Linked DNA regions of Homo sapiens: region 1 is linked to region 2. Evidence: read pairs that join two places in POLR2A ChIA-PET (ENCODE). Cell type or tissue: PC-9. All regions are shown on one strand. Each heading gives the region's core, and the rest is flanking DNA. Links, peaks and the distances in the headings are about the cores only. Region 1 overlaps SNX29-AS3 (SNX29 antisense RNA 3). Region 2 overlaps CPPED1 (calcineurin like phosphoesterase domain containing 1).

Region 1 (15,662 bases), core at 6,652-10,651, 180 kb after region 2:
TAGCGGCATTCTCTGTGTTTCCTGAATCTGAATGTTGGCCTGCATTACTAGATTGGGGAAGTTCTCCTGGATAATATCCTGCAGAGTGTTTTCCAACTTGGTTCTATTCTCCCCGTCACTTTAAGGTACAGCAATCAGGCGTAGATTGGGTCTTTTCACAGTCTCATATTTCTTGGAGGCTTTTCTCCTTTTTTGTTCTTTTTTTCTTTTTTTTCTCTCAACTTCCCTTCTTGCTTGATTTCATATGATCTTCCATCACTGATACCCTTTCTTCCAGTTGAGTGAATCGGCTCCTGAGGCTTCTGCATTCTTTACATCGTTCTTGAGGCTTGGCTTTCAGCCCTATCAGCTCCTTTAAGCACTTCTCTGTATTGGTTATTCTAGTTATATATTCATCTAAATCTTTTTTCAGGTTTTAACTTCTTTGCCTTGGGTTTGAATTTCCTCCTGTAGCTCGGAGTAGTTTGATCATCTGAAGCCGACTTCTCTGAACTCGTCAGTCATTCTCTGTCCAGCTTTGTTCCATTGCTGGTGAGGAACTGCATTCCTTTGGAGGACAAGTGCTCTGCTTTTTAGAGTTTCCAGTTTTTCTGCTGTTTTTTTCCCCATCTTTGTGGTTTTATCTACTTTTGGTCTTTGATGGTGATGTACAGATGGGTTTTTGGTGTCGATGTCCTTTGTTTTCCTTCTAACAGACAGGACCCTCAGCTGCTGGTCTGTTGGATTTTGCTAGAGGTCCACTCCAGACCCTGTTTGCCTGGGTACCAGAAGTGGTGGCTGCAGAACCCCGGATTTTCATGATCTGCGAATGTTGCTGTCTGATCCGTTCCTCTGGAAGTTTTGTCTCAGGAGTACCCGGCCTTGTGAGGTGTCAGTCTGCCCCTACGGGGGGGTGCTTTCCAGTTAGGCTGCTTGGGGGTCAGGGACCCACTTGAGGAGGCAGTCTGCCCGTTCTCAGATATTTAGCTGCGTGCTGGGAGAACCACTGCTCTCTTCAAAGCTGTCAGACAGGGACATTTAAGTCTGCGGAGGTTACTGCTGTCTTCTTGTTTGTGCCCTGCCCCCACAGGTGGAGCCTACAGAAGCAGGCAGGTCTCCTTGAGCTGTGGTGGGCTCCACCCAGTTCGAGCTTCCCGGCTGCTTTGTTTACCTAAGTGAGCCTGGGCAATGGCGGGTGCCCCTCCCCCAGCCTCACTGCCGCCTTGCAGTTTGATGTCAGACTGCTGTGCTAGCAATCAGCGACACTCAAGTGGGCATAGGACCCTCCGAGCCATGTGTGGGATGTAATCTCCTGGTGCGCTGCTTTGGAAAAGCGCAGTATTCAGGTGGGAGTGACCTGATTTTCCAGGTGCCGTTTGTCAACCCTTTCTTTGACTAGGAAAGGGAGCTCCCTGACCCCTTGTGCTGCCTGAGTGAGGCAATGCCTTGCCCTGCTTTGGCTTGCGCAGGGTGCACTTCACCCACTGTCCTGTGCCCACTATCTGGCACTCCCTAGTGAGATGAACCCAGTACTTCAGATGGAAATGGAGAAATTGTGTCTTCTGTGTCACTCATGCTGGGAGCTGTAGATCAGAGCTGTTCCTGTTGGGCCATCTTGGTTGTCCTCTTTGTATTTTTAATAGAGACAGGGTTTTACCATGTTTCCCAGGCTGGTCTCAAACTCCCAAACTGAGGTGATAGGTCTGCTTCGCCCTCCTGAAGTGCTGCGATTACAGGTGTGAGCCACTGTGCCCAGCCTGCATTAGCTATTCTTATGCTCTCCCTCCCCCACCCCCACCACAGGCCCCAAAGTGTGAGTTGTTCCTCCAATGTGTTTATATGTTACCATTGTGGAGCTTTCACTTATAAGTGAGGATATGTGGTATTTGGTTTTCTGTTCTGTGTTAGTTTGCTGAGGATAATGGGCTCCAGTTCCATCCATCTTTGCAAAGCACATGATCTTGTTCCTTTTTATGGCTGCTTAGTATTGTGTTCATATACCACATTTTCTTTATCCAGTATATCATTGATGGGCATTATGCACATTTAAATATTCCTGTGGATGTCTTGTCTTGGACATGTGAGCTAAATTTTATTGGCTATATACCTGACAGGTGGATCACTGGATCATAGGATAGGCATCTATTCAACCTCAGGAGACAGATCAGTCTTCCTAAGATCTCCTGCCAGGGGTGTATGAGAATTGCAGTTTCATCATATCCAGACCAAAACTTACTATTTCCTGCCTTTCTTCATTTTCAGATTTTGATGAGTATGAAGTGCTGTTTTAATTTGCATTTTCCTGATGACTAATGACTCAATGCTTTTTCACATGTTTATTAGCCCTTTTTTTTTTTTTTTTTTTTTTTTTTTTTGGTGACAGTCTCACTGTTTGCCACGATGGTATGCAGTGGCATAATCTTGGCTCACTGCAACCTCTGACTCCCAGGCTCAAGTGATTCTCCTGCCTCAGTCTCCTGAGTAACTGGGACTATAGATGCCTGCTACCACACTTGGCTGATTTTTGTGTTTTCAGGAGAGAAGGGGTCTTACCGTGTTAGCCAGCCTGTTCTTCAACTCCTGACTTCAAATGATCTACCTGTCTCGGCCTCCCAAAGTGTTGGGATTACAGGCATGAGCCACTGTGCCTGGCCTATTAGCTATTTTTTAATGAAGTGTGTCTTCAGGTCTTTTGCTCATTTTTCTATCAGGTGGTTGTTGTCCTCATTGCTTTGCAGGAGTTCTTTATTTCCTGGACCTAAGTTGTTTATGCAATAGGATATTGCGAACATATTTCCCTGCCCTTGGGATTGAAGGTCGTTATTTGTATTTGCTTTCTGTTGCTGCATTAAGAATTACCACAAACATAGCAGATAGAAACAGCCTACATGTATAGCTGTGTAGACTCAGTTTATCAGAGTGTGCCTAGGTTCTCTGCTCAAGGTATTATAAAGCTGAACTGAATCCTCACCCGGAGGATATAAGGAGCAAACTTCTAAGCTTTTTTTTTTTTTTGTGGGAGAAGGAATATCCCTTTGCTGCCCAGGCTGGAGTACAGTGGCACAATCTTGACTCATTGCAACCTCCACCTCCCGGGTTGAAGTGATTCTCCTGCCTCAGCCTCCTGAGTGGCTGGGATTACAGGTGTGCACTACCATGCCTGGCTAATCTTTGTATTTTTAGTAGAGATGGGGTTTCACTGTCTTAGGCTGGTATCAAACTCCTGACCTTAAGTGACCCACTTTCCTCAGCCTCCCCAAGTGCTGGGATTATAGCCAAGCTCTTTCTTGCCACTTGCAGGGTTCTGTTCCTTGGAGCCAACAACCATGGTCCCTGTTGCCTTGCTGGTCATCAGTTGGGGTGGCAATTAGCACCTTAATGTTACCCATGTTCCTTTACATACAGCACCCTCCATCTGCTAAACCAGCAATGGGACTTCAAATCCTTCCCACACTTTGAGATTTTGGCCACTTCAATCTGTGAGCCCTTGGCTCAGGCAAGTACGCCAGGTCCCCCAGATAATCTCCTTCTGGATTAGCTCAAAGTCAACTGATTAGTAACCTTAATTACATCAGTGAAATCCCTTTTGCTTCCACATAAGGTAACATAATCACAGGAATCCCATCAGGTTCAGCTCACTCTAGAGCATCCATTGGGCTGTCAGTCAAGAAAAATGATGAGACAGGTCTCAATCATTTTAGGAGGTTTATTTGCCAAAGATAAGGATGTGTGCCTAGGAGACAAGTCTATGCCTTTCTCTGAAGATGATTTTGAAGGCTCCAAATTTAGAGGATATTAAGAAGCACACAGTTGTCATGTAAGAGCTGGGAAGGGAAAAAGTCATTTGTGCCTTTGGCTCAGTCAATCTGCGTTTTTTACATAAGATGGCAGATAATTGGGGCAGAGGAAAAATACAGGGAATCTACATGTTTACATAAGATAACAGACAAAATGGGGCAGGGAACAATCAGATACGCATTTGTTCCTGGTGGGCCCTGGGTGACTGCACCTCTGAAGATGAGCTATCAATTTACATTGCCGTGGGGACATTTTAACAGAAAGACCTTAGGGTTAAGGATCTTGGAGCTCATAATTTCTTCATGGGTAAAATACGGAAGAGGCTTGTAGCTCTTAATCTTGTCACCATCTTGTTTAAGAAGGAAAAGGGGAGACAGGTTTGCGTGACCCAGTTTCCAGCTTGACTTTTCCCTTTGGCTGAATGAGTTTGGGGTTCCAAGATTTATTTTGAGAGATGGAGTCTTGCTATGTCACAAAGACTCGAAGTGAAATTGTGCTATCTTGGCTCACTACAACCTCTACCTCCCAGGTTCAAGTGATTCTCCTGCCTCAGCTTCCCAAGTAGCTGGGACTATAGGCGTGTGCCACCATGCCCAGCTAATGTTGGTATTTTATCTTTTCATTTAATTTTTCATAGAGATGGGGTTTCACTATATGTTGGCCAGGCTAGTCTTGAACTCGTGATCTCAGATGATCTGCCTGCCTCAGCCTCTGAAAGTGCTAGGATTACAGGCATGAGCCACTGCACCCTGCCTTGTTTTGTTGAACACAGGGTCGCACTCTGTGACACACGCCTGGAGTACAGTGGCATGATCATAGCTCATTGCAGCCTTGACCTCCTGAGCTCAAGCAGTCCTCTTGCTTCAGCCTTCCGGGTAGCTAGGAGCACAGGTCTCCATGCCTGGCTAACATAATTTTTAAAACCTTTTTGCAGAAATGAGGTCTTGCTATATTGTCCAGGCTGGTCTCAAACTCTAGGTCTCAAGTGGTCCTCCCGTCTTGGACTCTCAAACTCTGGAATTACAGGCATGAGCCACCATGCCTGGCTGGATCTGGATGTATTTTGATAGGAATTGCTGACAAATCAGGTGTGTGAGGTGTGAAAGGAAGGACTGAAAGCCAACTCCAGTTTCTGGCCTACTCACTGCAGTTACTCAGGGACTCTGGGAGGGGAAGATTGGAGGTGGAACAGGTTTGAGAGCAGGACTAGGAGCTCCCTTTGGAAATACGAACTTTGAGAGGTTGAGATGCCAGGCAGCAGTGTCAAGTGAGCAATGAAAATACAGGTCAGTAGTTGTGTGAAGAACAACAGGGATAACCCGTGTGAATTTGGGGATCAATAGGTTGTGGCCTTAAGTTAAAAGCAGGAGGCTGAAGTCAGGCGCAGTGGCTCACACCTGTAATCCTAGTGCTTTGGCAGGCCGAGGCAGGTGGATTGGTGGATTGCCTGAGGTCAGGAGTTAGAGACCAGCCTGGCCAACGTGGTGAAACCTTGTCTCTACTAAAATACACACCCATACAATACTGTCTCGGCGTGGTGGCCTTCACCTGCAGCCCCATCTACTCCAGAGGCTGAGGTATGAGAATCTCTTCAACTCAGGAGGTGAAGGTTGCAGGGAGCTGAGATTGCATCACTGCACTGCAGTCTGGGTGACAGACTATCACCCCCCAGAAAAAAGGCAGGAGGGGAATGTGGAGGGTGTATATGGAAAAAACTGAGGATACTGTAGGTTATGTTGCAATAACAAACACCCCCAAAGGGCATTGTTTTCACATAATAAATTTGTTCCTTGCTTGAGGTATCCATTCAGTACAGGCCAGCTTGGGGGGCTTTGGGCACTGTGGCTCCCCTGGGAGGAGGCTGGTGGAGGGTCTCCACATGAGCTTGGTGATCATCACCCACAGCAGAGGGAAGGGAAGGTAGATCCCACACCAGCCTTCTGAGCTCACACCTGGAATGGACATAGATGACTTCCTTTCAAATGTTATTGGCCAAACCAGGATGCCTGACTACTTCTAACCTCACAGGGTGCTTAGAAGAAAACCGGAGGTATCAACAAATGGCACTCGTGAATGATACAAAAGGCATAACCTATGCTTGAAGCTTTCTGCAGATCATTCACTGAAATATTTGAGGGTGAACTGCTCTGCCAGGAAGTTATTCTAGGAGCTGAGAGGGCAGCACAGAGTAAGGTGAAGTCATCACTCTAACTCCCACTTAGCTATTTGGGAATACAGCAGTGCGTGTGGTGGTTTCAGACAGAATGATGAGGGAAAACCTCCCTGTGATGAGTTGAACAGGGTGAGGAGGATTCCATAGGCACAAGTGTTTAGGTAAGCGTCACCTTGAGCCTGGGACATGCTGGGTCTGGGGAGGAGGAGAGATGGTCGTGGTGGGCAGGAACCGGGACCACCTAACACCAGTGGGCTGCAGTGGTGGGCTAATGTTTCAGTCCAACCCTGCAGGCAGCTTTGAGTTTTCAGCACAGGGAATGATCTCTGATACTTTTTTTTTTTTTTTTTTTTTTTTGAGATGCAGTCTTGCTCGGTTACTCATGCTGGAGTGCAGTGCACCATCTTGCCTCACTGCAATCTCCATGTCCCAGGTTCAAGTGATTCTCGTGCCCCAGCCTCCCGAATAGCTGGGACTTACAGGCGTGCGCCACCACACCCGGCTAGTTTTTCTATTTTTTAGTAGAGACAGGGTTTTGCCATGTTGGCTAGGCTGTTCTCGAACTCCTGACCTCAGGTGATCCACGTGCCTCGGCCTCCCAAAGTGTGCTGCGATTACAGGTGTGAGCCACTGCCCCCAGCCTCTGATTGTTTTACAAACATCACTGGCTACAGTGGAATATAAGTGTGATAAGAGAATGAATTATTGATACATACAACACTGTGGACGAATCTCAAAGATTATGTTGAGTAAGAGAGGCCAGACGGGACTGTTTGCACACTATGCGATGTGATTTACATGACATCCGGGAATAGGCCAACTCCTCCATGGTGACAGAAATCAGGAAGCAGCTGCCTTGCTGAGTTCAGAGTGGGAATTAGCTGGAAAGGGGCGGCAGGGAACATTCTACGGTGGAGGATGCTGTATTTGGAGGAAGTCGCAAGCATATGTATGTACAGATGACATATACATACCTATACCTATTTAACCTACAGCTTATGGGGTGGGCCCATTGGCTTAGGCCTGTAATCCGAGTACTTTGAGAGGCAGAGGCGGGGAGGATCGTGTGAGCCCAGGAGCTCGAGACCAGCTTGGGCAACATGGCAAAACCCCAAGTCCACTAAAAATACAAAAAATTAGTCCAGCGTGGTGGTGTGTGCTTGTAATCCCAGCTACTCAGGAGGCCAAGATGGGAGGATTGCTTGAGCCTGGAAGTTGATAGCACCATTGCACTCCAGGCTGAGTTACAGGAGTAAGACTGTCCTAATACACACATACATATACACACATGTATATACATGTGTGTATAGTGCTTATGTGTTTGCATGTTAAATTTACATCGTATGGAGGTATATGTGTGCATATAAAATATGTGGTGTCTGATGGGGAAATAAAGGTACGGGGATAGGGCAGAGATCAGCAGAAGGCTTTTAGCGTGTCTCAGCAGATGCTCACGGTGACCTAGAAGAGAGCATGGCAGCAGAGATGGAGTGATGTAGATGGGTGTGGGTGGAGAAGTGTGTTGGGGTTTTTTTTTTCCTTGGAATAGAGTCTGACTGTCACTCAGGCTGGAGTGCAGTGGCGCAATTTCAGCTCACTGCAACCTCCACCTCCCGGGTTTAACCAATTGTGTCACCTCTGCCTCCCAAGTGCCTGAGACTACAGGCGTCCACCACCATGCCTGGCTAATTTTTGTGTTTTTAATAGAGATGAGGTTTCACCACATTGGAGAGCCTGGTCTCTTAACACCTGACCTCAGCTAATCCACCTGCCTCAGCCTCCTAAAGTGCTGGGATTACAGGTGTGAGCCACCATGCCTGGCCAAGTTAGTTTCTTTTTAGGGCTGTTGTAACGCATGGCCATGGACTTGGTGGCTTAGTGGAAGTTTGTTCCCCAGCAATTCTGGAGGTGAGAAGGCTGGAATTGCGTTGTGGGCGGGGCCCTCCTTTCTGTGAAGACCCCTTCTTTGGCTTCCTGTGGTTTCTGCCAGTCCTAGGCATTTCTCAGTGCAAGGATGTGTGGCTCCAGGTTCTATCTGTCTCTTTACCAAGACTTGGTCATCTCTATTTCCGCAGGGTCTGTCTTTTTACGGAGCCTTGGTCATCTCTATTTCCATGTTCTGCCTTCTTAGAAGGGCTCTGAGCATTAGATGGAGGACCCACTCGAATTTAGTATGACTTGACTTTAATGTAACTATATCTACAAAGACCTATTTATCTATTTCCAAATAAGGTAAAATTCTGAGGTTCCGGGAGGACCCCTGGATCTTATGGGGATATTCATCAACACATGACAGGTATTGCATGTAGAGCAGATGGGACTTGCTGATGTGTTGGGTATTGTGGGAAGTCGGTGAAGGCAGAAGAGTCAGGTATGACTCAGGTGTGAGCTTGAAATGCTGGGTGGAGGTGCCTGTACCATCATGAGAGACTGAAGGAGCAGGGTGGGGGAGGCCTCAGGGTTTCTACTTGAGCCATGTTACATCTGAGATGCCTAGGAGATATCTACATGGGAGAGTCTCAAGTGTATGGGCAGTGTTGAAAGCAGCAGATAAAACTGGGAAAGGATGTAGACAAAGGGGCCAAACACCCAGCCTTCAGTCCTTACCCTTGAGAGGTTGCCAAATAGAGGGAGACACGGAAGTACAGCAGCGTTTGTGATCCTTCAAACAGAAACAAATGCAAGCTACAGTAACAATAGTCAAAGAAAAAAGGCAGATAAGGCCTGCCGTGGTGACTCAGGCCTGTGATCCCAGCATTTTGGGTGGCTGAGGTGGTTGGATGACCGGAGGTCAGAAGTTCAAGACCAGACTGGTAAACGTGGCAAAGCCCAGTCTCTACGAAAAAACAAAAATTAGCCAGGCGTGATGGCATGTGCCTGTAATTGGGAGGCTGAAGCACAAGAATTGCTCGAACCGGGAGGTGGAGGTTGCAGTGAGCTGAGATGGCGCCTACTGCACTCCAGCCTGGGTGACAGTGAGATTCAGTCCTAACTTTTCTTTTCTTTTTTTTTTTTTTTTTAAGACATTGCAGTTGCACTGCAGAGAAATCAAAATCACTTTCCATGGGTTCATGTATCTTGATGAAGCAGCCTACTCGAATTCAACTAACTCATTTCATGCAGAATAGGGAAACACTTCTGGTTTTCAAAGAATGAAAAAGCTGTTATGGCTACTGAGGGGCTGAAGCAGGAAAATTGCTTGAACCCGGGAGACAGAGGTAGCCGTGAGCCGAGACTGCTACACTGCACTCCAGCCTGGGTGACAGTGAGATTCCGTCTCAAAAAAAAAAAAAAAAAAAAAATTACGATATTCAGTCTCAGAACATTTTGAGCCTTGGGTGGATTGGGATGTTGCTCTTGCTCTTCCTCCTCAGGGTTAAGTAACCACAGGAGGGACACTTAGGGAAAGCCCCTCTTCAGAGAACACAGGATTCCCCTGGCACAGGATACAGGGGTGTCCTAGATTTCTGCTACTATGAACCCTTGTCCTTGGAGGCCGTCTGTGTCCTTGGAGGCAGTCTCTGGGATGCTTTTCAGGGATGAGGGCAAGCTGAGATCCCATGATCCAAGGAGGCTTTCTTGCTTTTTTTTTTTTTTTTTAAGTCTTGCTTTGTCACACAAGTTGGACTGCCGTGGTGTGATTATGGTTCACTGCAGCCTCAACCTCCCAGGGCCCAGGTAATCCTAACTCAGCCTCACAAGTACCTGGGACTACAGGCATGTACCACCACACCCAGCTGTTTACTTATTATTTTGTAGAGATGGAGTCTCACTATGTTGTCCAGGTTGGTCTTGAACTTCTGGGCTCAAGCAATCCTGCCTTGGCCTCCTAAAGTGCTGGGATTTACAGATGTGAGCCACTGCACCCTACCCCAAGGAGGCTTTTGAGATCCAGATAAACCCCCATCCCCTGGTTCCAGTCCTGGTTCAGGGTTTGTAGCCACCTGAGCTGGGTTGTCTACACATGGCAGAGGCTTGGAAGACCAACATGTCACCCCCTTCCACAGAGCAGCTGCTCCCGACCAGACATGAGGCACATGCAGCCATCACTGAGACACAGTGGGTCAGGGTCTTGGCTCTGAGCTGTAACAGCTGAGGGCATAGGGTCTAGTTGGTGTTTTCACAGCCAGCCTGTCGGAAATCTCGTGGATGGCGGTGGGATAATTATGCTTTTTCACCAGGAGAGAGGGAGAGGAGCCTAACAGCAAGTAATCGTTACTTAGTTCATTCATTCACTGAATTATTCATTCACTTAACTGAGTGTCTATTATGTTCCGACAATGGTGAATAAAACCAACACGGTCCCCTCCCTCTCCAGTCCTTTGGGTGATGCTGGGGTGTGGTCAAGTGTACAGCCCACCAAGGAACTGAGCTGGGTGGGTTTTTAGTGTCACTCTGGGAGACTAGGAGCTGAGGAAGCAAAGCTGGCCGGGCTGAAGGCATGGAGAGCTGCTGCCACCCAGACAGCCTCACCAGAGTTGGAGGAGGGTGGCGGAGGGACGCAGGGTTGTCAACCTCTGGTGACTGGGTTTTACCATACTCAGTGCCTCTGTCACCCATGGTGATGATGCTGATGTTTGCGAGGCAGAAGGTGGCCTCCCTGAGCTGCAGGCTGCACTTGTGTCCCGGGGTGACAGCTTGGCAGGTCACTGCAGGGGGACTGACAAATTCCAAAGCCTGTGCACACAGGACTCACCTTACTGTTTCCCAGAACTCCTGGTTCTGTAAAGAGCAAGAACACGGAGTAATACTGCTCCTTTTAGGAGAAAGGGCGGGAAACGGAACAGGCAGACCTGGCAGTTGGGCGTCTCATGGAGAAGTAAGGACGTCCGCGACATAAAATGAATATTAGAAGAAACTAGTTTTTTTCCTAGAAAAGGCATGTCTTCGTTGAGCTGCTCATCTCTCTGTGCCCATAATACCTTGGGGAGTGAGTCAGGTGTCCTGGGGGGCAGTGGTGAGGCTGGGATACAGCAGTCTCGATTCCCCCCAACCCCAACCCCAACCCCAACCCCAACCCCAACCCCACAACACGCTGTCCTTGCACTTAAGTCCACCATTCAGTGCTGTGTGGTTTTGAGCACGTTTCACCACCTCTCTAGGCCTCAGATTCCTTCCAGCATTGCTGTAAGTCTTGTAACGGCTTTGAAGGGTAAACATCAAGGGCTTAGTAGCCCAGGATCTGACACACAGTAAGTGCTCAATAAATAAAAATAATCATTAGCAATACAGGGTGTCCTGAAATAAGTCTATGGGCCTTTGTCTGCTGCGGTGGAACGACTTAATGGGACTATCCAGTCTCCACACCAAAGAGGATCGGACTGACCATCCATTGAGCACTTACTGTATGCTTGATGCTCCATTGCCTCATTTGTTCCTCCCGACAACCGCATGAGGTGAGTAATGCTGTTGGTCCCATCTGACAAACAGGCCTCGAAGGATAGCGTCCCTGCTCGAGCCATTCTCCATGTCGTTCTTGAGTCTTTCAGCTGCTTTTAGGGTTTTTTGGTTTCTATGTAATTTACCTTCTCCAAGGCTCAGTTCCCCCGTTGGGGAAAATGGGGGTCGAGAATTCCTGCCTCGTGGGACTGAGGGTTTTAAATAAGAAAAGGTGGCCAGCGGCTCACTGGTGCGTTCACTGTCTGAGATGTTTCTGGCTCCCGGGTTGTGCCCCAGGCATCTTGCCATGGACCAGGATTGGGGTCAGAGCAGAGAAAGTGGAAGAATGAGCTAGGGGAAGAGTGTGAGGCATTGAACAACAGCTGTGTTCACAGATGTGAGAAGACCCTTCAGAAACGCTTGCTTAGAGACAAACGGTGTTCTGAGCACTCTCTACATCTTACTCATTTAATACAATGACCAGCAGGAAGGTCATTTTCCAGATTGAAGACATTGAGGCCTGGAGAGGTTGATAGACAAGGCTCAGCTCCCATAGCCAGGTGGGGCAGAGCCAGGCCTTGGTAGGAGACCCCCACCTCAAGCCCTTGACTCCCTTGCCACAGTCAGTGCCTGTTTGTTTTTTGAGACAGTCTCACTCTGTTGCCCAGGCTGGAGTACAATGGCATGCTCTTGGCTCACTGCAACCTCTGCCTCCTGGGTTCAAGCAATTCTCCTGCCTCAGCCTCCTAAGTAGCTAGGATTACAAATGTGCAACGCCGTGCCTGGCTAACTTTTTTATTTTGAGTAGAACAAAGGGTTTCACCATGTTGGCCAGGCTGGTTTCCAACTCCTGACCTCAGGTGATCTGCCTACCTCTGCCTTCCAAAGGTGCTGTGGTTACAGGTGTGAGCCATCACGTCCAGCTAGTCATGAGCCTTCTCATGCGTGGGCTTGCAAGGGGTTCCATTCTTTAATCTGATTTTTCTGGTCTGAACATAATGTTTGAGAGGGTGGCCATGGGGAACTGTGAAGCGCTGGCTGTGTCATCAGAGGGAAACCCCCTTTGCAGTGGGCTGGTTTTACGGAGGAGTCCTGCCACCTCCCCAGGGTACTTAATCGACCTCCTCATGGCTGGCAGCACATCAGAAGTCACGTGGTCCAGCCCTGTCTTGGGTGGTAACTCCCATCTATTCTGTGTGATCAAAAAGTTGACCTCTTGCCATAAGCTGCTGAACAGGCCTGTGATAAATGTTAACCTTGTTTGACTTAAAATCTCCAGCAAACTTGGTTGGCCGTCCCAACTGGTGTCAGACCCAGTTAACAGCACAGGATAGGAAAACAATCCCACGTTTCTTTCACCATCCTCCTAGCTGCCCTTTCACTCAGTGGTCAGGGCTAAGATTTTGGGATGGAAAAGCTTGGGTTTGAATCGGCAGTAATGCTGCGTCAAAGCTGTGGGCACGTGGGCAAGCTTCTTGCCCCTCTGGGCTTCAATCTCATCTGAGAAATCGGGGTGATGACTAGGGATTTCACTGTGGTAAAATACACGTAACATAAACTGTCTCATGTTACCTATCTGGTGAGGGTGCTGTTGTGTGGTATTCGGTACATTGAAGTCATTATGCAGCTGACACTGTCGTCCATCTCCAGAACTACTCCATCTTCCCAAACAAACTCTACACACATTAAACACGAACTTCTTATCTACCTTTCCTCCAACCCCTGGCCACTGGCACTCTACCTTCTCTCCCTTTGAATTTGGCTCTTCTAGGAAATGCCATATGTGTAATCATACAGAATCGCTCATTCTTTGTGACTGGTTTATTTCCGTCAGCATAATGTCCTCGCATTAGTCCGTTCTCTCATTGCTATAAAGAACTGCCTGAGGCCGGGCACGGTGGCTCCACACCTGTAATCTCAGCAATTTGGGAGGCCATGGTGGGTGGATCACCTGAGGTCAGGAGTTGCACAGCAGTTTGACCAACATGGTGAAACCCTGTGTGTACTAAATACAAAAAATTAGCTGGACATGGTGGCATGCACCTGTAATCTCTGCTACTCGGGAGGCTGAGGCAGTAGAATCGTTTGAACCCAGCAGATAGAGGTTGCAGAGAGCTGAGATTGTGCCACTGCACTCCAGCCTCGGCAACAGTGAGACTCAGTCTGAAAACCCCAACTACCTGAGACTGGGTAATTCATAGAGAAAAGAGATGTAATTGACCACAGTTCTGCAGGCTGTACAGGAAGCGTGGCTGGAAGGCCTCAGGAAACTTAAAATCATGGCAGAAGTCGAAGGGGAAGCAGGCACATCTCATCATGGTGGAGTTGGGAGAAACAGCAAAGCGGGAGGTGCTACACACTTTTAAATGACCAGATCTCGTGAGAACTCTTGCTATTGAAAGAATAGCAAGGGGGAAATCTGCTCCCATGATCCAATCACCTCCCTCCCCCAACACTGGGCATTACAATTTAACCTGAGATTTGGGTAGGCACACAGAGCCAAACCATACCAGTCCTCAAGCCTTATCCATGTGTCAGCATTGCCTTAATTTTTAAGGCTGAGCACTCCTCCCTTGTGTGGAAAGAGCCGGTGTTGTTGACCCATTCATCAGGAGGATGATTTTTAGGACGAGATGCTATGTCCTGTTTTTGCTGTAGAAAATGTAATCTAAATCCTTTAGGATAACCTCAAACTGTGAATTCTTTTTTTTCCTTCAACTTGTAGGTTGAGAGGTGCAGGTTTGTTACGTGGGTAAATTGGGTGTCGGGGGTTTGGTGTAGGGATTATTTTGTCACCCAGGTAAGAAGCCTACTCCGTTAGGTGGTTTTACAACCTACAAGGAGGCCCCACTGTCTGTTGTTCGCTTGTGTCCATGTGTACTTGATGTTTAGCTTCCACTTGTGAGAACATGTATTTGGTTTTCTGTTCCTGCATTAATTCTCTTAGGAATAACAGCCTCTAGTTGTGTTCATGTTGCTGCACACGAAGTGATTGTTTTTTTATGGCTGCATAGTATTCCGTGGTACCACATTTTCTACGTGCCATATAGTTTTTATCCAATCCATTGATGGGAACCTAGCTTGATTCCTTGTCTTTGCTGTTATAAATTCTTTAGGTGCCCTCAGCAGCATCACAGATGACACACGTCTCCCAATAGTGCACTTTGTTGTAGGTATTTGAAACACCTTTCCTAATTGCCCCTCCCCAGGCCTATCTCATTGTTTCTGGATCCCAGGGCTCAGTGTAGGGCTGGCATGGAGCAGGGGTGGTAGGGGGCGTGGAACACCTGCTGCTATGATGCTGGCCACACTGCCTCCCTCAGCCGACCACTGGTGGCTGCTTTTGAGGAGTCACTGGATGCCTGTGTTAGCCCTGGGGTTGGCACTTAAAGGGTGACATCTAGGAGGAGCATTAGTTCCCTGCCTTTTCTGGTTTCCCGAGGCTGCCTGCATTCCCTAGCTGTGAAGGCCCTTCCACCATCTTCTAAGCTAGCAGGGTGGCATCTTCAAGTCTCATACTGTCCCTTGTCTCTCTCCTTCCACCATCACGTCTCCTCTCCTGACTCTTCCAAGGACTCTTCTGATGCCACTGGGCTGCTTAGATGATCGGCGGCATCTCCCCATCTGCAGATCCTCCAGTTATTCCCATCTGCAAAGGCCCTTGCACCATGTGTATTGCTTCCTGGAGGTGCTGTCATGAGTGACCATAAGATGGTGGCTCAAAACAAACAAATGTATTTCTACTTCTGAAGGCCAGGGGTCTGAATTCCAGGTGTTGGCAGTGCTGGCTCCTCCTGGGGCCTCTGAGGGCGGGTGCCCCGTGCCCCTCTCCTGGCCTGTCATGGTTGCCGGCACTCCTGGACGCACCTTGGGTTGTAGCTGCCACACGCCAGTCCCTGCCTGTCTTCACAAGCTGTTTTCCCTCTGTCCAGATTTCCCCCTCCTGGCAGGGACACCAGTCACTGGATTGGCACTCACTCAAATACAGTGTGACCTCATCTTGATGACATTTGCAAAGACCCTCTGTGTCCAAGTAAGGCCACACTCAGGTTCTAGGCAGGCATGAGTTTTGGGGGACACTGTTCAACCCCCTGCCCCTTGTAAGGTCATACATTCACAGGTTTCGGGGATTTGGGTGTGGGTGTCTTTGGGGCCATTGTTGGGTCTGTCACAGATGGCATGTCACAGATGTATGCAGACTCTAGGAGGAACACTCCGTGTGGAGAATCCAGGCTGCCTCGGCCTGTCAGTCAGTCATCAAGGTTCTCAGAGGTCCCGCTTCACACACAATGATGCCTCAATTACCCATCACTTACATGCATGTCGGAAAGAA
Region 2 (15,662 bases), core at 7,833-11,832:
AGTGGCACAGAACATCACATGGGGAGGGGGCTGAGTGTGCTAACTCGGGTCTCTGCTCTTCTTAAAAAGCCACCAGCCCAGGGCAGTGACCCACATCTATAATCCCAGCACTTTGGGAGGCCAAGGCAAGTGGATTGCTTGAGCTCAGGAGTTGGAGACTAGCCTGGACAACATAGTGAAACCCCGTCTATACAAAAAATAGAAAATTATCCAGGCATGGTGGTGCACACCTGTAGACCCAGCTACTTGGGAGGCTGAGGCGAGAGGATTGCTTGAACCTGGGAGTCCAAGCTTCAGTGAGCCGTGATCATGCCACTGCACTCCAGCCTGGGTGACAGAGCAAGACCCTGTCTCAAACAAACAAACAAACAAAAAACACACAAAAAAGCACCCTGTCCCACTCTCATGATAACCCATTAATCCACTAACTCATTCATTCATTAATCCATGAATGGACTCATCCATTCATGAGGGCATGGCCCTCACGATCCAGCCACCTCTTAAAAGCCCCACCTCTCAGAACTGCCACACTGGGGATTACGTTTCAACATGAGTTTTGGAGGACACAAATATTTAAACCATAGCAATGTGTGGTGAGCTTTTGAAGGACTAGAACAGCATGCATTCATAACAGATCAAGAAATTGTGTCAGTTAATAAAAGAGATTTCTAAGACAAAAGCCCTTGTTAATAAGGCAGATGACTCTGGAGGGAACTTTTTTTTTTTTTGAGACAGTCTCACTCTGTCCCCCAGGCTGGAGTGCAGTGGCATGATCTCGGCTCACTGCAACCTCTGCCTCCCGGGTTCAAGTGATTCTCCTGCCTCAGTCTCCTGAGTAGCTGGGATTACAGGCGCCTGCCACCACACCTGGCTAATTTTTGTAATTTTAGTAGAGATGGGGTTTCATCTTGTTGGCCAGGCTGGTTGAACTCCTGACCTCAAGTGATTGCCCTCCTCGCCTCCCAAAGTGCTGGGATTATAGGTGTTGAGTCACTGAACCCAGCTTGGAGGGAACATTTTTAAAAAGCCATCTAGCAGAATGCCTCCTCATCCCTGGCGGACTCACTTTCTGGTCCCTCAACTGCTTCTGATGTTTCTTCTCACCTGAAAAAATAAAATACAGTGCACAGGAGCCTTTGAGTCAGAACGCAGCATTGTGGGTGGAGACTGGAAGCCTGCTGTCATCTGTTGCTGCTGAACAGCTGAGGCAGGTATTCCAGTGATGCCACTGTGCTGCTTAGTTTCCCTGGGCACACTGTTTTCTCCCGTGTTAATGGTGTGTCATATTTTTTACTGTTAAGTACTTAGGTGTGAATAGGTGTAACAAAATGATTGTTTACTGGTAGCATGTAAATTGAGAGTCAGGAATCGCGGTGATGCCAAATCACCACAGATTGTTCACGTGGGTGGCTGAGACAGACACTTTTTATTTTATTATTTATTTGTGTATTTTTATGTATTTTTATTATTTTTTGAGGCACAGCCTCACTCTGTCGCCCAGGCTGGGTACAGTGTCATGATCTCGGCTCACTGCAGCCTCCACCTCCCGGGTTCAAGCAATTCTCATGCCTCAGCCTCGAGCAGCTGGAGTTACAGGTGTGCACCACCATGCCCGGCTAATTTTAGTATGTTTAGTAGAGACGGGGTTTCACCATGTTGCCTAGGCTGGTCTTGAACTCCTGGCTGGAAGTGATCTGCTTGCCTCGTCCTCCCAAAGTGTTGGACTTATCAGGCATGAGCCACCACGCCGAGTCGGGGCCACTTTTTAATGTATTAAATGTAATCTTGTGTGTATGCAAGTGGTTTGTGAACATTCCTTTTAACTGATAATGGTGTATATCAGGAGAACCATTATTCCTTTAGACTTACACATGCTCAGCATTTAAAGGGAAATGCTTTAAGTTTGTAGGTTTTGCTTTGCTTTTTACACAACACTGAATAACGCAGGATGACCTCTTCTTACAGGACTTCCAAAATAGCCCTTTGATGTTCAGGAAAACGGCCACACATATATACTTTAAAAGGGTCTTTATGCAGAATGCTTAAGAGAGCTACAATGGCTTCTTTCGTTTGGGTCTTGCACTTGTACATAACCCCTTACCTACCATCTCAAAAGTTCAGAAAGCTCTGAAAACTAAGAGTTTTTTCTTAAGTTTGAAACTAAGCTGGTGGCAAAACTGCCTTCCAAGTGACAAAGGGCTGTTTATGGTCTTTATTGATCCCAATATTTAGTGAGCATATTCATATGTTTTGCTAACAAAATATTACTGGATTTCATTACAGGGCACTGCCCGAGTCCCAGCTTGAAGTATTGTTTAATATGTGTTCTATGACCTGTCTTACCATTCTAAAGTTAGAAAAACTTGGAATTTCAAATGAGATCTGGCCTAGGGGGTTTGGGATAAGAGCTTATGGATCTGCAAAGTTGATACTTTGGGATTTATAGATGAAGAAGCTTTTCATCACTAAAAACAGAAGGCTTTTCTGATTTAATGTCATTCCCCGAGTTAACTTTCGCACATCCATTGCCCAGTAACTGCATTTTCAGAAGTTAAAAGGGTCCCAGACATCTGATATTTGAATTTTGGGGACCATTTCTATTGGGACCAAAGAGACTCAATATGAAAATGGAATTGAATTTAGAAATGATTCCAACAAATGGAGGAGAGGGAGCATGCACAAAAGTGATATTTGCTATAGATAAAGCAGAATAATCCACTTAGGTAGAAAAGTCTGAACTTCAAGGTAAAGAAGGGCTGGATTTGTGCAGATATGGCTGCAAAAGTCTGGAGAGGAGAGGAAGCAAATCAGTAGAGTGCGTCTAAGAATGGGAGATGCTATGGGGAAGTAAAGTAGAATTACTGATGAAAGGAGTTAGGCTTTTCTATCAGGAAAATGCCCCAGTGAGACCTGAAAACTTCTAATTCATCTAGTTTGGTAGCTGTTCACCTTCAATTAGATGTCAAGGCCTAGACCAAGGTCCTGATAACAGTAGCCATGGCCAAATGACCATCAACACTCCTTCCTCACTAGGAATTTTGTTTTTTTTTGTTTTGTTTTGTTTTGTTTTTCAGACAGAGTCTTGTTCTGTTGCCCAGGCTGGAGTGCAGCGGTACGATCTCAGCTCACTGCAACCTCCGCCTCCCGGGTTCAAGCAATTCTCCTGCCTCAGCCTCCCAAGTAGCTGGGATTACAGGCATGCACCACCAAGCCCAGCTAATTTTTGTATTTTTAGTAGAGACAAGGTTTCTGCATGTTGGCCAGGCTGGTCTCAAACTCCTGACCTCAGGTGATGCACCTGCCTTGGCCTCCCAAAGTTCTGGGATTACATACATGAGCCACCATGCCTGACCCCCACTGGGAGGTTTCTAATTCTGTAATGAATGTATAGAATTGGGAAATAAAGCCATTGAACAAAGAATGCTTTGGTTTGCTGGGCTTCAGGCAAAGAATAAAGCCCTTTGTTTTTCTGTGGTTCCACAATCCAGGAAGGTTGATACTCATTTTCCTCCAGCTGGGCAGACACAAACCCATGAACATAATTCTGGTACAAGACAGGCCATAATAAGCAAAGCCTCGGAGGCATAATTTTGAAAACCAAAGCCAGGATTGAGGCTCTGGCCAGGAAAAGGCCTTATCTCATTGCTCCAACCTCTGCTAGTTCGCCTTCTCCCAAGCTTAGTTCCAAGTTCCTAAAGGGCAGTGGGGGTGTGTGTGTCTGTGTGTCCGTATTGGTGTGTACTTTCATTTAGTGCCCAGTGCAAGGCACGTGGAAGGTATTCAGTGAATGCTGGTTAAATGATTCACAGTTTGTTTCCCGTGATCTTTAGCAAGAAGCCAGCACATGGTAGGCACCCAGTACAGTTTTCTGGAACACATGAATAAATAGTCAATTCATTTATTTAACAAATCTGTATTGAGAGTCTACTTTGCACCAGGCACTATTCTAGATGTTTGTGCTGTGTTAGTGAATGAAACAGACAGAAATCTGTGCTTCACTTAGAAATAAGGAATATAGATACATGTAGATATATTGAAACATGAAGTTCTCCGTGTTTTTTGTTGTTGTCATCCTAGTCTCCTGTAGGATTTAAATGAGGGTAGATACGGATCTTTTTATTGTTACTTTATTAGATTTTTAAATTCTACAAGTAATATGTAGAGACATTCTCCTTGTAAATTTAAAATCTATATTTAAAATAAACTTTGACCACCCCCTAAGTGCTTCCCTCGGGGTCACTGTGGTCAAAAGTGTGCATCAATGTCAGCATGCTCACCCTTTCCCAGCCCCGCCCCGCCCCTCCCCCTTCCTTTCCTTTCCTTTCCTTTCCTTCTCTCCCTTTCCTTTCCTTCTGCCCTCCCTTTCCTTTCCTTGATATAGCCTCACTCTGTCACCCAGGCTGGAGTGCAATGGCGCGATCTCGGCTCACTGCAACCTCTGCCTCCCGGGTTCAAGCGATTCTCCTGCCTCAGTCTCCCGAGTAGCTGGGACTACAGGTGTGTGTGCCACCACACCGGCTGATTTTTGTATTTTTAGTAGAGAGAGTTTTGTTATGTTGGCCAGGCTGGTCTCAAACTCCTGACCTCAGGTGATCCACCCATCTTGGCCTCCCAAAATGCTGGGATTACAGGTGTGAGCCACCACGCCCTGGTCAGCATGCTTTTCTTAAATACAAACGTGATCATACTGTGCACATTGTTGTGTGATTTACTTTTTCTCCTTCCATCTGTCTAGAAAACCTTACATTTGTACATACATGTGAGGCTTTTAATAACTGCATTGCGTTCTGTGGATGGGGATTTCATAATTGGTTAATCTTGCAGTAACGCCAGGTGGGAGTTAATTTGAACAGTGCTGCTGTGAGCATCCTCAGACGTGCTGTTGTACAGTCAGGTAAGTATTTCTTTAGGCTTGAAGTCCAAGAGGGTTGCCTGGGTTTAGAATCTGCCTCAGCGCCATTTGCACTGAGAGCACACCAGGCCGTTCTCTTAGCAGTTCTCTGGGGAACATCTCTCAGGGACAGGGACTGACCAGGACTTTTCTTCCATGCTATCTCTTATTTGTAGCCAACAGCCTCCATCCCTTTCATGTAAGCAATAAGTTCCTGCACCGCCTACCATGTCATAGATACTCAGAACATTTCCATTGAACAGAAACCGTTTTGTTCATATTAAAGTAGGATCTGTTTGTTTTGTTTGGTTTTGTTTTTAAAGAGGCTCAGTTAAATCACGTTTATTTCCGCAGCTGTGTCATTAGCCTTGCGTTGTTATGTTTAAGTGTCTACACCAGGCTCCAAGAAATGCCAGGATTTAAAGACAATTTACCCTACAGTTTAACACAGAGAAACATAAAAAGGGAGTTCTATGCGTGCAAGAGAGTGATGCCATAGTTGAAATATCACCAGCCTCTGGAATGGGCCGGGGCTGTCTGTGCTCAGATTTTCCAGCAGGTCGCGTGTGGGTCGAATGCTGAGCAGTAACCTGGGAGCAATCAGCCAAGCCCCCTGGCTCCTGCACTCCTTCACATCCAGTATGAGCCCGGTGAAATCATCCAGGCAATCAGTGACAATGCCGCCCTTCTGCTGAGGCTGATTAAAAGTGGTTGGAACTAATTTACCTTATATGACTAATTAGGGAACTGGGAATATTACTTAAAAAGTTGTTTCTGATTAGGTGTGTGATCGCCCTTCCACCCCTGCCAGCATTTTCTACGTGGCAGTCCGGCAGAGGAGACACACTGGCTGCTGTCAGTCCTTTATTCCAAGTCTCGGCGTCTTAACCCATTTTGTGCCTCGGATTCCTTCATCAAGTTGCTGAAGCCCCTGGATCCCATCTCAGAATAATATTTCTAAATACACAAAATAAAGTTCCTAGGATTTTCGAGGAAACCAATTCTATTGAAATACGGTTATCAAAATATTTTTTAAATTATTGGATATAGTAATAATTCATGTGTTGGTCTATTATATAACACAGTCTAATAGCAGAGCTAATAACTGTCATAGTTTCAAAATAGCAGTTGAGTTTAAGGCCAGGCACAGTGGCTCATACCTGTAATCAGAGCACTTAGGGAGGCTGAGGCGGGTGGATCACTTGAGGTCAGGAGTTCAAGACCAACCTGACCAACATGGTAAAACCCCGTCTCTACTAAAAATACAAAATTAGCCAGGTGTGGGGGCATGTGCCTGTAATCCCAGCTACTTGGGAGTCTGAGGCAGGAGAATCGCTTGAACCCAGGAGGTGGAGGTTGCAGTGAGCCGAGATCGTGCCACTGCACTGCAGCCTGGGCAACAAGAGTGAAACTCCGTCTCAAAAAAAAAAAAAAAGAAAAAGAAAAAATGGCAGTGAGTTTAAACCATACCCTGAATTAATCTGCAACAAGTGTGATGTGATGGGAAAAAAAATCCATGTGATCTCTGTTGGTGTGAAATTCAAGGGGGTTGTTAATACCTCTGTAATTTCTACTAACTTCATAATAGAAGGAAATGCTAAATATCAGAAGTTCATGAAAAAACTGGTTTCCTCCCATCGAAGTTCACAGGATGAACCCCAGATCCCCATGGCCCCAGAATAAGAGCCCACACCTGTGTGTACATACGCACATACTCTTGTTCTTTGACTTTTTGGAGGTACCTTTTCATGGTCAACATGTGGCTATTTTAATTGACCAAAATATAAACTCAATGGTGAAACTGTACCTTTAATTAAAGGCCAGAAGTCTTAATCGTAGCTAGAAAAGTGTGGATATTTGATTATTCAATGAAAAGAAGTAGCAAGAGCTCAATAATAGGGACTAGTTAACAGTTGCCTTTTGATTAGGTTAAAAATAAAAAGCATAATCTTTCCGTCTGGGTTCCAGTGTTTAGATCAAAAAGTGAAAACAGAGAGCCTCGCCTTATTTATTTGTTCAGTGAAGCATTTGAGAAGGCTTAAAATGAGCAAAAGCACACAGTAGAGAAGAAATATGTCAGGACCAAAGAAAATAAAAGTTCATATAGGAAGACAAAACCGCAGGGCGAAACAGAAAGGTCTTAAGAGTCCTTTTGGTTGATAGAATTCAGTTGAAGGTTCAGCCAGAGAGAGGTTGTCAAAGAAACAACATCTTATCCGTATCTAAGAGGAATTCAGCTTTTCCTGGAAAATCTTATCTTTAAAGAAAATTTTTATGAAACTTTCCTTCTGGGGCACTAAGTCATACAGTGTCCAATAGGGCAGGGGTTTTTTTGTTTTTTGTTTTTTGAGTCAGAGTCCCAATTTGTCGCTCAGGCTGGAGTGCAGTGGCGCGATCTCTGCTCACTGCAACCTTCCTCCTGGGTTCAAGTGATTCTCTCGCCTCACCCTCCCAAGTAACTGGGACTACAGGTGCCCACCCCCACACCCAGCTAATTTTTATATTTTAGTAGAGATGGAGTTTCACCATGCTGGCCAGGCTGGTCTCAAACTCCTGACCTCAGATGATCCGCCTGCCTCAGCCTCCCAAGTGCTGGGATTACAGGCATGAGCCACTGCACCCCAGTAGGGCAATTTCTCGGCGTAGGTTTCTTTACCTGGGTGTGAGCTCCATGGATGGGCTTCATCCAGCCAGTGGGCCCTGTCAGCTCTGCAAAGTCCAGTGTGTTTGCATAGATGCTTGAGGTCGTGATGATGCTCTGGGGACTGCAGTGGGGAGAAGGTCCACAGCTCTCATCAGATCCTTCAAGGACCTGGTGATGGTTCAGTTTACGTGTCTGCCTGGCTGGGCTAGGAGGTGCCCAGATAGCTGAGAAGACATGATTTCTGGGTGTGTTCGTGAGGGTGACTGAATGAAGAAGATATGCCTTCACTATTTTGGGCAGGCATCATCCAATGCATTGAGGGTTTGAATAGAACAAAAAGATGGAGAAAAGATGAATTTGCCTCCTGTTTGAGCTGAGACGTCTACCTTCTCCTGCCCCTGGACATCGGCACTCCTGGTTCTCAGACCTTTAGATTCAGACCAGCACTAACACCATCAGTTTCTCTGATTCTCAGGCCTTTGGATTTAGACTGAATGAAACCCCCGGCTTACATATGGCAGATGGTGTGACTTCTTGGCCCCTGTGACCCTGTGAACCCATTCCCTTACTAAGCCTCCTCTTACATATCTGTGTATCTCCTATTGGTTCCCTGGAGCACATGACTGATACAGGCTCCATGACTCAAAAAAAAAAATGAGGACCTCTGAGCAACCATGGAGCCAAAATGACTTGGGATCTGAATGCTCTTGTGTTCTGCTCCCACCTGGGAATGCTGTCGCTCATAGCAGACCATGATTGTAGAGGCCGTTAGGCAAATCGGCTATGGCAGTCTGATCAGAGACACCAGACCAGCCCTCTGAGCAGAAGAGTCCTAGAGCCTACCTCCTGTGCTTCCTTGGAGTTTTCTGTTTTTGCTTTTCTTTTTATTTGAGACGGAGTCTTGATCCGTCACCCAGGCTGGAGTGCAGTGGCGTGATCTCTGCTCACTGCAACCTGCGCCCCCCTGGTTCAAGCAATTCTCCTGCCTCAGTCTCCCAAGTAGCTGGGATTACAGGTGCCCGCCACCACACCTGATATGGTTTGGCTCTGTGTCCCCACCCACATCTCATCTTGAATTGTACTTCCATAATTCCCATGTGTTGTGGGAGGGACCCAGTGGGAGATAATTGACTTATGGGAGTGGTTTCCCCCATACTACGAGATCTGATGGTTTTATCAGGGGTTTCTGCTTTTGCATCTTCCTCATTTTTCTCTTGCTGCCATCATGTAAGAAACGCCTTCTGCCTCCCAGCCACGTGAAGCTGTAAGTCCAATTAAACCCCTTTTCCTTCACAGTCTGAGGTATGTCTTTATCAGCAGCACAAAAATGTACTAATACAATACCCAGCTCTCTCTCTCTCTCTTTCTCTCTCTCTCTCTCCCTCTCTCTCTCTCTCTCTCTATATATATATATATTTGTATTTTTTTTGTAGAGATGGGGTTTCACCATGTTGGCCAGGCTGGTCTCGAACTCCTGACCTAAGGTGATGCACCCGCCTCTGCCTCCCTTTGGGGTTTTCTGGAGCTAATGAACGCCTTCTGCAGAAGTTTGCACAATCCCCTGGCAAATCAACATGCCATAGACAAAGCGAGTGTCTTTCTAGCTTGTGCTTAGCTGACTGGATTATTTACATCTTCTTTTTCATTGTTTTTGCTCTAAACACTCATTTCCTGGAGTTAGAACATTTTGCCTCCTTGATGGGCCTATTTTCTGCAACGAAATGAAGCACTGAAAAGGAGCATGATCCCAAAGGGGTTCAATTATCAGGTAATTGGTCAAGTGATCAGAATGTGGAATGAAAAAAAATAATGAGAGGTTGGAAAATGGCGCATTTGAATGCCAGAACGGGTGAGGACATATATTTCGCGAACCCAGAATTTAGAAAGTCACCTGCATGTTTCAAATTCTGTATGGTTTTTCCCCAGTTCCTAAGTAGTTTATTGGAAAGCCATGGTAGGTTCTATTCAATATGTATTATTTGGTTTGTAGAAAAAATTTACCATTCCCTTCTTTCTTTATATATTATTTGAGTGAAATACCACTGTCATCATCCATAAATATTCTTGTGAAGAAATTTTGTATTGATCTGCAAGGTAGCAATGTAACAAATTTCACTTGGATAATATACCTTTCTTAATGTTTTTTTTCCCGAAAGCACATTAAAGCATATTTTATATCATACAAAGCTGCCTATTATGTCAGACAGTTAAATCTCTTTTATTAATTATATCCTAAGCAGGTTAACAGTACAGATTCAACAAGAGTTGCTATAAATATCTAGCAGCCAGCATAATCAGCTGTAGCTGTTAGCTGCAAAATTAAATGAATCTTGTCTGATAACATGTGTAATTTAAAAACTGGTAGAACGTGATGAAGCTTGAGCTGTTAGCAGTGTGGGGCTGGATCACTACCTGAGTAACGTTTATGCCTGCAAAGTTTTAGATCAATGAATTTACATACCTTCATTAATTAGGAAGAGATAATGAACAGCATTAGAGATGGAAGGGATTATGGCTCCATAAATTCTCTGGGACTAGATGAAAGTAAATGTGTTTAATCAAAGGAATAAATCATTTACTTGAGTTCCACTCCAGACTTCTTAGGTCACAGTGTTCCCAGTGCTAGCGGGGACATAGTTCATATGACAGACATGGTTTACAGCGTGACACTCTTCTGTTCCACCAGTCACTGCTCATGACCTTGAGGCTGGCAGGTGAGGTCAAGTTGTTTGACTTTAATTCATTTACTCATTTGTTTCTCTGATGGGAACCGAGGGGATCTGCCTATGTGTTTGCCCCTGCTTAGCAAGAAACAAATACGGTGTCTGTCCTCAGGACACTTACAGGCTAGACAGGCAGAGTCATGAGGCATCAAGAGGTACAAATAAAACAAAATGGTGGCTCTGAGCCTGTGATACCCAAGAGGGTGGGAGGTGGTTGAGTTAGAGAAGGCTCCGTTGAAACTGGAGCACGACTGGGTGGCTCCCACCAGGCTCATGGTTTATTAAAAATTCAAATCAGGCCAGGCGCAGTGGCTCATGCCTGTAATCTCAGCACTTTGGGAGGCTGAGGCAGAAGGATCACTTAGGTCAGGAGTTTGAGACCAGCCTGGGCAACATGGCAAAACTCCAACTCTACAAAAAAATTCAAAAATTTGGCCAGGTGTGGTGGCTCACGCCTGTAATCTCAGCACTTTGAGAGGCCAAGGTGGGCAGATCACTTGAGCTCAGGAATTCGAGACCAGCCTGGCCAGCATGGTGAAACCCCTCTCTACAAAAAATACAAGAATTAGCTGGGTGTGGTGGCATGTGCATGTTATCGCAGCTACTTGGGAGGCTGAGGCACGAGAATCGCTTGAACTTGGGAAGTGGAGGTTGCAGTAAGCTGAGATCGCACCACTGCACTCTGGCCTGGGCGACAGAGCGAAACTCTGTCTCAAAAGAAAAAAAAAAAAATTAAAATCAAACAGTACCAAAAGGTATCCAGAAAAAACCTTAATGTCCCTGTCACCATTGACCTGCTTCTCAGAGAAAGCTACAGTTAATGCTTTTTCATGAAAAATTATGGAAACTTGTCAAGTATGGGTACACTTGCATGTGTAGCTTTTTGTAAAAAAAAAAAAAAAAATGCAAATGGGAGCAAAAAAGACACAATGTTTAAATACCTTGTTGTTGTCCTGGTCTTTCCATAGCAGGATATGCAGATTTGTTTCACTTTTTTCAGTGGACAAAATACCAGCTTGTATTAGGTTGGTGCTCAAGTAATGGCAGTTTTGCCATTACTTTCAATGGCAGAAACTGCAATTACTTTGGCACCAGTTTAGTATTTGAGGCTCAGACTGTGTCCGAAGTCCTGCCAGAACCAGCACTGCAGGGCCCCTCCTGGAGTCCATACGTTTGTGTACATGGGCAGCAGTTGAGAACTGGCCTGTGATGTCAGATGGCTTAAATTCAGATCCTGGCTCTCTTGTTTCCTGGCCAAATAGCTTTGGGCAAGTTATCTAATCTCTCTGTAGCTGAATTTCCTTATCTGTAAAATGCAGATAATAATGGTACTCGCATCATAGGTTTCTCATAAGACTTAAATGAAATAATCTATAAAAGTGCTTAGAATATTGGCTGGCATTTAATACAGCCCAATAACTACGATTACTTCTATTTTTAATAATGACTCTATTGAGATTGAATTCCATACCATGCCACTCATCCATTTCCATTCATTGGTCTTTTGTGTATTTGCTGAGTTGTGTAATGATCACCAAAATCAGTATTAAAACATTTTTACCAAGGCGAGCCATGGTGGGCTCATGCCTGTAATCCCAGCACTTTGGGAGGCTGAGGCAGGCCTCGGGAGGATAGCCTGAACGCAGGAGTTTGAGACCAGCCTGGGCAACATAGTGAGACCTCATTTCTTTTTTTTTTTTTTCAAGGTGGAGTCTTGCTCTTGTTGCCCAGGCTGGAGTGCAATGGCACCATCTCGGCTCACTGCACCCTCCGCCTCCCAGGTTTAAGCAATTCTCCTGCCTCAGCCTCCCAAGTAGCTGGAATTACAGGCATCCACCACCACACCCGGCTAATTTTTGTATTTTTTAGAATAGAGATGGGGTTTTACCATGTTGGCCAGGCTGGTCTTGAACTCCCAACTTCAAGTGATCCACCCACCTTGGCCTCCCAAAGTGCTGGGATTACAGGCGTGAGCCACCGTGCCCGGCGCAAGACTTCATTTCTACAAAAATTTTTTTTTTTTAATTAGCTGGGTGTGGTGGTGTGTACCTGTAGTCCCAGCCACTTGGGAGGCTGAGGTGGGAGGATTGCCTGAGTCCAGGAGGCAGAGGTTGCAGTTAGCTGATATTGTGCCACTGCACTCCAGCCTGGAGGACAGAGTGGAACACTGTCTCAAAACAAAACAAAACATTTTTATCAACCCAGAAAGAAACTCCGTCCCTGTTAGCTGTCATTCCCTATTTCCCTTCACCTCCGACTCCAGCCCTAGGCAGCCACTAATCCACTGTCCGTGTGTAGATTTGCCTATTCTGGATATTTCATATAAATGAAATATACAGTATGCGGCGCCTTGGGATCGACTTCTTTCACTTACCATGATGTTTTCAGGGTTTATCCATGTTGTAGCTGTTGTTGAATAATATTCTACCATATGGATATACCACATTTTATCTATCTACTGCTACTACTTTTTATTATACTATGAGATAAATTCTTAGAAGCAGATTGTTGATTAATTTGAATCACTTTATTCAGATGATAACATTAAGGAAAGTGGAAATTAGATTCTTGCCCTGACATACAGCATAACTAGTACAATATCATATTTTTACCTCCATTACTAAATAATATCCCTAGTGGTCCAAGAAATTGAATTCACCATCTCCGTGGCGTTACCCTCTTCCCCCGACAAAGAAGTAAAAATAAATGAGAGAGTATTTTTAATGTGGAAATTTAAGTCCCAGGGGACTAAGCAGAAGAGGGAGGCCCAGTTCCCTGCCCTTGGGCAGACCCCAGGCTGTCCTCTCAATTAGCCGAGGATATGTTTATTTTAAGACTGTAACTCTTCTTTCCATTGTTCCCATTTAAAAAAAAAATTTACCTTTCCTATGGTGCTGACATTGTTCACTTTTTTTTTTTTGGAGACAGAGTCTTGCTTTGCTGCCTAGGCTGGAGTACAGTGGTGCAATCTCAGCTCACTGCAACCTCCACCTCATGTGTTCAAGTGATTCTCATGCCTCAGCCTCCCGAGTGAGTAGCTGGAATTACAGGCACGTGCCACCATGCCCGGCTACTTTTTGTATTTTTAGTAGAGGTAAGGTTTTGCCATGTTGGCCAAGCTGGTCTCGAACTCCTGATTTCAAGTGATCCGCCCGCCTCGGCCTCCCAAAGTGTTGGTATTATACTATGAGCCACTGTCCCTGGCTCACATTTTTTATCCAGAACATGTTGTCTGAAGATTAAGCCCAAACTTTTGGAAAATAGGAAGCGATTTTACTAGTGTAGTTCCATTGCTGGTATCCATAGCTTTTATTTATTTCTGGTTAACTAGTCTCTTCACAGGGACACCATTTTTCCTGATTGATTCATTATCATTGGGTAAACCTAAGCGGCTACTAGAAATTGAGAAGAGCTTGTTACTAATGTAAATAATAGTACTCGTCATAGTATAGAGCCACAAAGATTGCTGTTTTATTATGAAATAGTTGTACTTTTATCCCTTTTTGCAGATGACCAAACTGTCAGGTCAAACAACTTGCCCAGCACCGCCCAGCTGATGGGTAGTGACCATGTGCTTCCAGCCCATCTCAGAAACTCAGAACTTCTCCTCTTTTCTTTTCTTTTTTTTTCTTTTTCTTTTTCTTTTTTTTTTTTTTTTTGAGACAGAGTCTGGCTCTGTCTCCCAGGCTGGAGTGCGGTGGCGCAATCTCGGCTCACTGCAACCTCCGCCACCCGGGTTCAAGCAATTCTCCTGCCTCGGCCTCCCAAGTAGCTGGGATTACAGGTGCCTGCCACCACGCAGCTTGGCCTCTTTTCTACCCCTGTTTGCCAACTTAAAGCCATCCAAGGGGGAACTCTTATCCGCTGCCTTCTGATGGGCTGAGGCTGCATGCAAACTGGAGAAACAGGAACTGAAGAAGACAGGTGTTCCTCACTGGAACTTAATGACAGCCAGCCTAAGATGCCCTTTGGATCTGTACCTACGTAGTACAAAATGATCTGTCACTATGTCTCCATCAGGGCAAAGCCACATGTCTGCAAATGGAAGCAGGGGATGCCTAGTTACAGTCCAGGCCATCCTGCCAGCCCTGGGCCACATCAGCATTATCAGGTTTGGGTTAGTAGGATGATCCTGGCCTGGGAATTGCTTCTCTTTGTTTAATAGACTAGGGCAGCAGTACTCAAAGATGTCACATTTTAAAACTTTACTTATCAGTAAATTAAAAACTGTCCCCAGAGTCCCTGATCTAGGGATCTCTAAACACTTGTTACACGATGCAGGAGATTCTAAGTGCTTCTGAACAGGAGACAGTTGTGTCATTTTCGATGCCTAGGCCTGCTGACAATGTACCTCAGCAACAGCAGGCCCCCAGTAGCATATGACCATATCAGTACAGCAAGGCCCCCAGTGCACCCCGGGAACACCAGGCCCCCAGCAGTAGTATATGACCGTAGTACAGCAGTCCCCGGATTCCAGTAGAGATCACCATGTCCATCTTGTCCAGAATCTCAGCATCACCATCTTAAACTCTTTGTTCTTTCTGAGACACGTAAAATTGTTTCTACCTGTGAAGGGCAAAGTTAGCAATCAATTATCATCATCCTTTGGTATCCATGGAGGATTGGTTCCAGGACCCTCCCAAGGATACCAAGATCCACCAGTCCTCAGGTCCCTGATATAAAATAGTGTGGTATTTGCATATAACCTATGCACACTCTCCTGTATACTCTAAATCATCTATAGATTACCTGTACCCAATACAGTGCTACACATCACTTTATTCTTACGGATTCAGCGTCATACTCAGCACACAGCAAGTTCAAGTTCTGCTTTTTGAAACATCACGGAATTTTTTTTCTGAATATTTTCAATCAGCAGTTGAATCCACAGACGTGGAACCCACAGCTGCCATTGGAAGGATGACTTCATTTAGAAAAGACAGAACAAGGAGCTTTCAGTGGTTGTCCATTTGTCCTTTCTGACCTCCCAGTACTTTGGTATTCCCTTCTGACTTTTGGAGAGTTTGCCCCAGTATTAGTCTGTTTTCACACTGATATAAGGATACCACCTGATACGGGTTTAATTGTCTCACAGTTCCACATGGCTGGGGAGCCTCAGGAAACTTACAGTCAAGATGGAAGGCAAAGGAGAAGCAAGCACCTTTTTCACAAGGCGTCAGGAGAGAGAGCACAAGGGGCAACTGCCCAACACTTTTAAACCATCAGGTCTTGTGAGAACTCACGCACTGTCATGAGAACAGCATGGGGTAACCACACCACCCCCCGACCCCATGATCCAATCACTTCCCACCAGGTCCCTCCCTTGACACACGGGGGTTACAATTTGAGATGAGATTTAGGTGAGAACACAGAGACAAACCGTATCACCCCTTGAATATATTCA

What was found. ChIA-PET counts read pairs that join two places held together with the same protein. Peaks named below come from ENCODE experiments on the same cell type or tissue, not always from the same donor. Only the 100,000 strongest peaks of a DNase experiment are listed, where the experiment ranks them.
Region 1: POLR2A ChIA-PET joins it to region 2 with 6 read pairs; 2 of 35 experiments call an interaction of 5 or more read pairs at or near these places.

Annotation. Positions count from the first base shown.
Region 1 is chr16:12,577,711-12,593,372 of GRCh38, reverse strand. All of the region lies in intron 1 of SNX29-AS3 (SNX29 antisense RNA 3), which reads left to right. Among named protein-coding and RNA genes, the nearest start is that of SNX29-AS3, 26 kb to the left of the region's middle. RefSeq lists an enhancer at 716-1,235. In PC-9, for the core only: no CTCF peak of the experiment used is centred there; a DNase peak (open chromatin) is centred at 8,652.
Region 2 is chr16:12,759,532-12,775,193 of GRCh38, reverse strand. All of the region lies in intron 2 of CPPED1 (calcineurin like phosphoesterase domain containing 1), which reads left to right. LOC105371090 (a long non-coding RNA gene) reads right to left here. Exons shown (of 3, transcript XR_007064993.1): 3 at 14,645-14,824. Among named protein-coding and RNA genes, the nearest start is that of CPPED1, 37 kb to the left of the region's middle. In PC-9, for the core only: no CTCF peak of the experiment used is centred there; no DNase peak of the experiment used is centred there.